Linked DNA regions of Homo sapiens: regions 1 and 2 are each linked to region 3. The links are chromatin loops, found by intact Hi-C in ENCODE. Cell type or tissue: CD4-positive, alpha-beta T cell. All regions are shown on one strand.

Region 1 (2,500 bases), 99 kb before region 3:
GAACACAGTGTAGCAACTTTATAATCAGTAGAAAAACCTAGTACAATGCCAAACAACTTGATGTCTTGTTATGATGAGAGAAAAAAAACCATAAAATTTGCCTCCTATACATAAAAATGGGAACACTGGACACTCAGGACTACCAGAGGTGGGAGGTAGGGAGGGAGACCCCGGTTGAAAAACAACATATCAGGTACTATACTCACTACATGGGTGATGGGATCATTCGTACATCAAACCTCAGAAACACACAATTTACCCAGTAAAAAACCTGCACGTATACCCCCTGAACCCAAAATAAAAGTTGAAAAAAAATTTGCCACCTATAACATGATTTTTTTGCAAGTATCTACTGCTTTCTGGACCAAAGAGCCTCAACCAACTTAACATATACTCAGTGATCATCTAAAGAGAATAAACGTCCAAATAGCCCTTAATGTGAAAACTGTTTACACTTAGAAGCTAATGAAAATAAAAGGAAATTAAGTTAAATGCAGCATAATAGTCACTGGAAATATGGGCTTCTCAAAATCATTGATTCTATGCACCCTCCCACCAGTGGGGAAAGGAGAAAGAGAACTAACATATTTGAGTACCAACCTGTGCTAAGAATGATGCTAGTCACTCACATCCATAGCTCATGCCAACCCAGGAAGCATGAGGACCTGCAGCAGCATCAGTAACATTCTCCAGGCAACAAGCATCAGAGTCTTGGAGTCTGGTCCTGCTTTATTCTCCGTTTCTCATGAAGAATTTCAGTGACCGTCTGCACAAGGGAAGCAAGTTAGACCCAACCTAGTGAAGTGATGGCTTTGTTTCATCAACTTACCTACATTTCCAAGTCAGAATTGGATAGTCACTTCTTTCTTTTATATTTAAACACTTCCTTTCTCTCATCTCAGATTCTTCATCATAGCCCTGAAATTCACTTATGCGGGAGCCTACAGCTGAATCTCTGTTGTGTAATGGTCCTTTATTCTAGTATTTAATCTTTTCATCTCACCTACATACCACAGTGTTATGGAACATCGGGGCAATCCCTTCTAATTGACTAGTAAGGAGGATTTCATTTCATCCCTTGGTAATCACATCCTGGGTTTATTCACCCTTCTAATAATTCTATTAGAATGTTTATAAGATGACGTGCTTTTAATTGTTTTCCTGGTCCCAAAGATCCAGAGAGCAAGTTTCTCTAATGGGCTTTGTAACATCCATCCTTTATTTTTATTGCTAATGGACTCTCCAGTAATATAAAATGACTGATGAGTGCAATCAGAGAAAAGCAGAAAAATCAATACCTGTCCAGACTGCATATTAGTTAAAAGCAGGTGAGAAGCTGAGGCTAGCAGACAATAGGATTTTTTCTGCCTCTAAGTATCAGAAAAGGGGGGGAGATTATCTCAGATGGGCTGTGAAGCTCTCTGCAAAGGAGACTACAGGATGTTGAAACAAGGGAGTGCTGAAATCACTTGGTTATTTCTTAGAAATCTGTGGGAACTGCTTCCAGTAGAGGGCAGTGGTGCACACACACGCTGACCCCAGGCACTACCAAATTAATGTTGTCTCTTGCGGGGTTTCTCTCCTCACCTTCTACATCCTGTAGTGAGTCTGGCACAATCGAATTGGAAAGCGCACCCTTGTTCAGACACGGTTATTGTTAGCAGAGCCTCAGCAGCTGCAGGTTCACATTTGATGAGCTAGATTCTACACAGCAGACATGCTAAACATGGTACATGTATCGTCTCATTTAGTCTTCATAACAACCTTATGATACAGGTATTACTATCAACATCATCATCCCCATTTATAGATAAGAAGAGGTTATCTTGCCCAAGAACACCCAAACAGTGGTTCATAGAGCTGAGATTGGAATTGGCTCTACCCCACAACCCAAGAGCCTAGCTACTGCTGCTGCTACTACTACTACTACTACTAGTACTGCTACTACTGCTACTACTGCTACTATTCAGTGGCAGGCCTTACTATCTGTTCCATTCATGTGTACCCTTCATTATCTTACTGTGTGAAATTTCCAAACAGTCAGACCCTAGGTTACTCATACTTCCACCCATTCATAGCTCACAAATAATTTTATATATTTGGCTGGATGCAGTGGCTCATGCCTGTAATCCCAGCACTCTGGGGGGCTGAGGCGGGTGGATCACCTGAGCTTAGGAGTTCGAGACCAGCCTGGTGAAACCCTGTCTCTACTAAAAACACAAAAATTAGTTGGGCATGGTGAGACGAGCCTGTAATCCCAGCTACTCAGGAGGCTGAGGCAAGAGAATTGCTTGAACCCGGGAGGTGGAGGTTACAGTGAGCCGAGATTGCACCGCTGCGCTCCAGCCTGGGTGACAGAGCGAGACTCCGTCTCAAAGAAAAAAAAAGAATTTTATATAAGTGCACAATAAGTAAATAAATTTGAATAATTCATCATTCAAAAGCCCTTTAGATGTCTTTTACTGTACTGTGATGTATAGAGTAAACTCTACGTGCTCCC
Region 2 (2,500 bases), 76 kb after region 3:
AAAAAGAATCAAAACCTGTAGTTAAGTTGGTTATTTGCAGTGGTGGTATGTCATCCTGTGTGAGACTGACGTCAGGCAGATTGAATGCAGAGGCAAACTTCGGGAGCGTGTGTGTGTGTGTGTGTGTGTGTGTGTGTATGTGTTTTAAAGCCCCACTCCCAGAATATGAAGTGAGTATGAAGGGCACCACAGCAACCCCTGGATCTCTCAAGAATGTACCTGTTTTTAACATGCTGGATCAAGTGTCAGCACTCAGTAGATGAGGAAGGGGTAGAGCCCGACTTGTACAGATTCCGCGGATGGTAAATGGCCCTCTGGCGTGTTTACAATACAGCTGTGCATTCTTAATGGCTCTGCCGCTGCCATGTCAGGTAAAGTTTTCTTTGTACGTGATGAATGGCAGAGAATTCTTTAGCAGAAGGAACCAAAGGAGCTGGGAGGAGGAAAGGGGAAGAGAAGAGCGGAAAAGAGAGAGAAAAAGAAACACACAGCTCCAGAGGGACATAGCCTGTGCTTTGCAGTTGCTTGTGTGGATAGAAACCAGATGGTAAGCTGGAACACCCGCTTGGCTATCTGAGGAGCCAAACATATGGTTAATGGTCGGGAGAAATAGCTTTCAGAGCCAGGGCTTTGCTGACTGCCTCATATTACAGATTGTTACAGTGTGTCATTACATTGCCAACCTAAGTGCTTAATACCCACTGCAGGCGCTGGGCATACACTTACAAGAAAGACTTTTAGCTCTTTGCTGGCTCTAAACAGAGAAGTGACATCATAGGGAGGCTGAAAATGTCTGGTGTTGGAGGTGGGGAGAAGGATAATTTTGTAGTGGAAACAACAATTTTTTTTCTTTTTTTTACAAGCCTTCACTCCACTGAAGTCTACTGTTTTCTGAGAACCTTTTAATACTAGACTGGTTCTCTCACTCTCTCAATCTCTCTTGCGTGCACTCTCACTCTCTGTGTCACACACACACACACACACACACACACACACACACACGGAAAGGAAACCGAAATTCACAGCCCAGGCCATGTCCCCCAACTCCAGTGGATTTGACAGGCCTCGTTCACCTGGAAGCCACATCACTGACTCAGAGGCCCTGCATTTGAAGTTTCTGTTTGGGGAGCTTTGGGCAACAGCAGGCCTGTGTTATCTAAGGAACTGCTGAGCCCATTCATCTGCTTTTCACGGCCCGTTTCCTTTTATTTTTAGCCAAATCCGTCAGGCCTGACAGGCGGGTAATTCGAGCCAGAGAAAGGGCAGAGCTCCAGGTCCTTTCCACAAAGCAATTCTTCTCCTCCCTCCTGGGAGGGCTCCAGACTTGGCCTGCTTCAGGCAGATGGATTTGTTGAGTCATGTGAGATCATTTACACAAAAACACAGTGAGGCAGTGGAAATTAAAAAAAAAAAAAAGAAAGAAAAGAAAAAGAGGAGGGTGGGGGAAGAGGAAAGAGGGGAAGCCAGGGGAATGTGCGCTGCCCTGCTGCTGAGGAGCATAGGAATTTTGCAGTGAGGCAGCTAGACTGAGGAATGCCTAGAGTCATTTGTGTATAAGGTAATGTCTAGTTTACAGAGTGGGGCGGGCCAGGCGAGGACGGCGCCTCCAGCAGCTTGCCTCTGTTTAAAAGAAGAAGGTGTTGGGAAACTTTAAAAAAATTTTTAGAGCAACACCCACCAAACAAAGACCACACTGTTGACAGCGTTGGGTTCCAGTAGCGGTAAACTACCAAGGGGCTGGTTTACAGAAAATGAGTTTGCTCTGTGATGTCATACAAGTTTGCTTTGTCCTGACGCCAACATGACACTGAGGCAGCAGAGGAGGGAGAACAGGAAAATTGGAACCGTACTCTTAGTTAATGGTTTCCAGAGATTATTTAGCAGGACTTGAACAGAGGGAGGAAAATATTGTGAAGGATTGCTGCGAGGTGTACCATAATTGCGGTAGGTAAAACAAAGTCATTACTATGGTTTTCTTGCTCAAGAAGGATTGAGCAATGACTTCAAAATGCCAAGTAAGGTATTATTTTTCCCTACCACAGTATTTATTTTCCTTTAGCTTCTGGGGCATTAAAAAAAAAGACCAACTCTCACATCATGGCAAACAGTATTAATGTTAGTGAATCAATTTTGTTTACTGTTTATACCACAAGCCTTTAAAACATTCCATTAAAAAATTGTCTCCCGCTCATTCATGAAATTCTTTTTTTCCTTCAAATTTGCTTACATGCATTAGCTTTGTTTGGATAGGGACTTTTTCCCTTTTTGGCTGGAGTAAAAGAATGCATAAAAGAATAGTGAGTAGATTATCTAAATGTACATTCTTACAACAAATGTAATGAAAATATGCCGCGTGGATGAGAGGGAATATTTGAAAACAGAAAGAAAAACAGAAATGGGGAGCATTTCAAAATAGTCACCCTGATTATCTTTGTTATGATGCATTTCTTCAATTCTGCATTTATTTAGAACCCTATTGTGCAGCTATTTCTTTTAGCCA
Region 3 (2,500 bases):
GGCGGGGAGGCGTGGGGAAACGGCGCGGGAAGGGAGCCCCGGCCGCCGGGCGCGCAGCCGCCCTCCCCGCGCCCTGCCCGCTTTTATGGCATTTTCTAGGAACGGGAAGGGGGTGGGAGCCGAGCCGGCGGCCGCGCCGCGCCGAATGTGTGCTCTCCCTCCCGGCTGTTTACGGCGGCCGAGGCGCATTGTATTTTGCTGGCGTCGAAGGGTGTTTTGGAACAGCAGAGGGAGGAGGAGCAGAGAGTAATAAGTCAGGCATGGGGAGGGCGGGCTGCAGGAGGCGCGCGTCCGCGCGAGCCGCAGCAGCTGTCAGACCCGCGGCCCTGCCCCCGGCCCGGCGAGGCCCGGGTGTCCCGGCCCCCAGCCTGCGATCCCAGCTCCAGGCCGGGCGGCCTCCTCCTTAACCCTCGGCGTGCGCATCCCGGGCTGCTCCGCGAGGACCTTGGCCGCGGCGCCTTTGCGCTCAGCTGTCAGCCGCCGCCGGGTGGCCCGGACCACCGCGACCGGCGGGGAATCAAAGCCCAAGTTTAGGGTCGCAGGAAGAGGCGAGCTGGGGGCCTCGCGGCGCAGACCTGGATCGAATCTCTCCTAGCGAAAGATCGGGTTGTCGGAAAGCGTCCCGCGTAGCTAAGACCTAAGGGCGCCAGGCTTCTGAGAGGGAAACCTTGCACCTCCTCTCCCACAGATCCTCCATGAAGTCAAGGTGCAACACACACACACACACACACACACACACACCCTACACTCCAGTCTCCAAGCCCCAGAAGCTTCACCCAGGAGACTGGTTTATGAAGGGGACACTGCCCTCCCCGTCCCCGCGTCGAGGCGCTCCGTGGCCCCGCTGTGCTTCGCTCACCCGGCGGGTGTTCGGGAGCCCGGCGCCGCTGGAGACGGCGGCGGGCGGCGCTCACGGGCTACCCTAGGTGCCCACGAGGGGAGAGACTGGAGCGAGCATCTCGGCGACCTCGGTCTGGCCAAGCATTTGCAGGAACTCGGACCGTGAGGGGAAGCGTGCAGGGCCGGGAGTGAGTGTGTGAAGGGGTGGCACACTCCTGGCTTCTGGGGTCGCGGGCGCATGGGGCATCCCCAGCACTCTCCCGCGCGTAGGCGAGTTTGGTAACTTGAGGGAAGTTCCGGCGCGGCCGCTGCCGGGGTGGTTTGTCTGTGGCCCGATGAGGCGCGCCTCGCAGCCTGCTCTCCCGGTCACCGCCGTCGCCGTGACCTGTGGCCTCCAGGAAACGAGAGGGACCGGGGCGCCCCACCCGCGAGACGGACCCGCAGTCTCCCGGCGGGCCCGCGGGCGGCGAGACGCGGCGTTCCTGGTTTTCACCTTCGCTGTCTAGTGCTGCAGTCTCTCACTCTCTGTAAATTTCATCTGTTGAGTGTATTTAACTAAAAAGGGTAATTACTTTAGATAAAAATCCTTTCCTGCCTAGTGGGAACCTTGGCGGAGATGATGCCTAATGAGATATTTTGCTTTTGTCTGTTTAGAGTAAAATTAGAGATGTTAACGCTGATAACGGTTTTCTCAGATCATTAAAATGTAACATGTAGGAAAGGCACGTCTTGCTGCAAAGGCTCGGGCTGACATGAAAGAAGCTGAGCGTGAAAGGCTGCCCCTCCTTTGGCGGAGAGGGCTATTTTGGTAAGGCAGCGGGCGTCTTGCTTAAAATGTGAGATCGCCCCACCCTGGTTCTCGGGCACCTCCCGAGTAAACGGCGTTTTTCATTCTTGCAGGTAATAATAAACGTGAGTCAAAATGACATCTTGTTAGAATTAGTCTTTAGTCTGTAAGAGAGATTGCCAAATTACAGTGTTGCGTTCAAACTGCTCCACTGAAAGGTCTGTCAGCATTTCCATTATAAATTCAGTTTTTCTGGAGTTTATAATTTCACCACAAAACTTTGAGTGGCTGAAATGTTTTCCCTTCTAGTATTCTGGTTTTTGAAAGAAATTTATTGATTGCCCATTTCCAACGTTTTTTTTACTCTCGAAACCTGAATATCATTGAAATAGAGCGAAGTCCCAGAAATGGAACACACAACCATGGAATAAAGTATTTTTGTTAGAACATAACTTTATTGGTGCAGAGCCGTATTTTCGTTTTGCATTGCAGGAGGCTTCAGGTTTGCCATTTGGTAATCATGAATGTGTTGAGTAAATTCTTCTGCTGTCTGTCTATTCTGCAGGTGGACTGAAATGTCAGTTGGTAGTGTGTTTGCCAGGATTACATGGAGACACACACTTCTCAGTTAAGTGTGTGTCTGAACTCATAGCTAAATTGTGAACACTCCTGTTAGTTACTTTTTTGGTTCTTTGTATGTTGCATGTCAGGATCTGCTATGAAGAAGAAGGGGTGAGGTGAAAGAGAGGGAGGGGATCAGGATTCACTTTCTGTATTACCAGTGCCTGGGAGAAAGCCATTTATTATTTTCCTATTGAATTATGCCCTTTGACTTAGTATCTTCAGGCAATTCTTTTCCAGTAGCTCACCTCT

Evidence for each region. Peaks named below come from ENCODE experiments on the same cell type or tissue, not always from the same donor. Only the 100,000 strongest peaks of a DNase experiment are listed, where the experiment ranks them.
Region 1: it touches region 3 in a loop (6-fold over the local background); 64 of 110 quality-filtered maps call a loop at or near these places.
Region 2: a loop joins it to region 3, with 4 times the contacts of the local background. A loop is called at or near these places in 62 of 110 quality-filtered maps.

What each region holds. Positions count from the first base shown.
Region 1 is chr6:90,392,499-90,394,998 of GRCh38, reverse strand. No RefSeq gene overlaps it. Among named protein-coding and RNA genes, the nearest start is that of MIR4464, 81 kb to the right of the region's middle. In CD4-positive, alpha-beta T cell, CTCF peaks have their summits at 1,312 and 1,517 (motif pointing right); a DNase peak (open chromatin) is centred at 1,518.
Region 2 is chr6:90,217,423-90,219,922 of GRCh38, reverse strand. The region is part of intron 3 of BACH2 (BACH transcriptional regulator 2); the gene reads left to right. Among named protein-coding and RNA genes, the nearest start is that of BACH2, 78 kb to the left of the region's middle. RefSeq lists an enhancer at 1,556-2,214. In CD4-positive, alpha-beta T cell, no CTCF peak of the experiment used is centred here; DNase peaks (open chromatin) are centred at 92, 1,042 and 1,632; H3K4me3 peaks cover 1,209 bases; H3K27ac peaks cover 1,855 bases.
Region 3 is chr6:90,293,896-90,296,395 of GRCh38, reverse strand. The region is part of intron 1 of BACH2 (BACH transcriptional regulator 2); the gene reads left to right. LOC124901361 (a long non-coding RNA gene) reads left to right here and starts at 1,190. Exons shown (of 2, transcript XR_007059676.1): 1 at 1,190-2,500. RefSeq lists a silencer at 315-374 and an enhancer at 1,158-1,247. In CD4-positive, alpha-beta T cell, CTCF peaks have their summits at 792 and 991; DNase peaks (open chromatin) are centred at 235, 1,105 and 1,615; H3K4me3 peaks cover 2,500 bases; H3K27ac peaks cover 1,217 bases.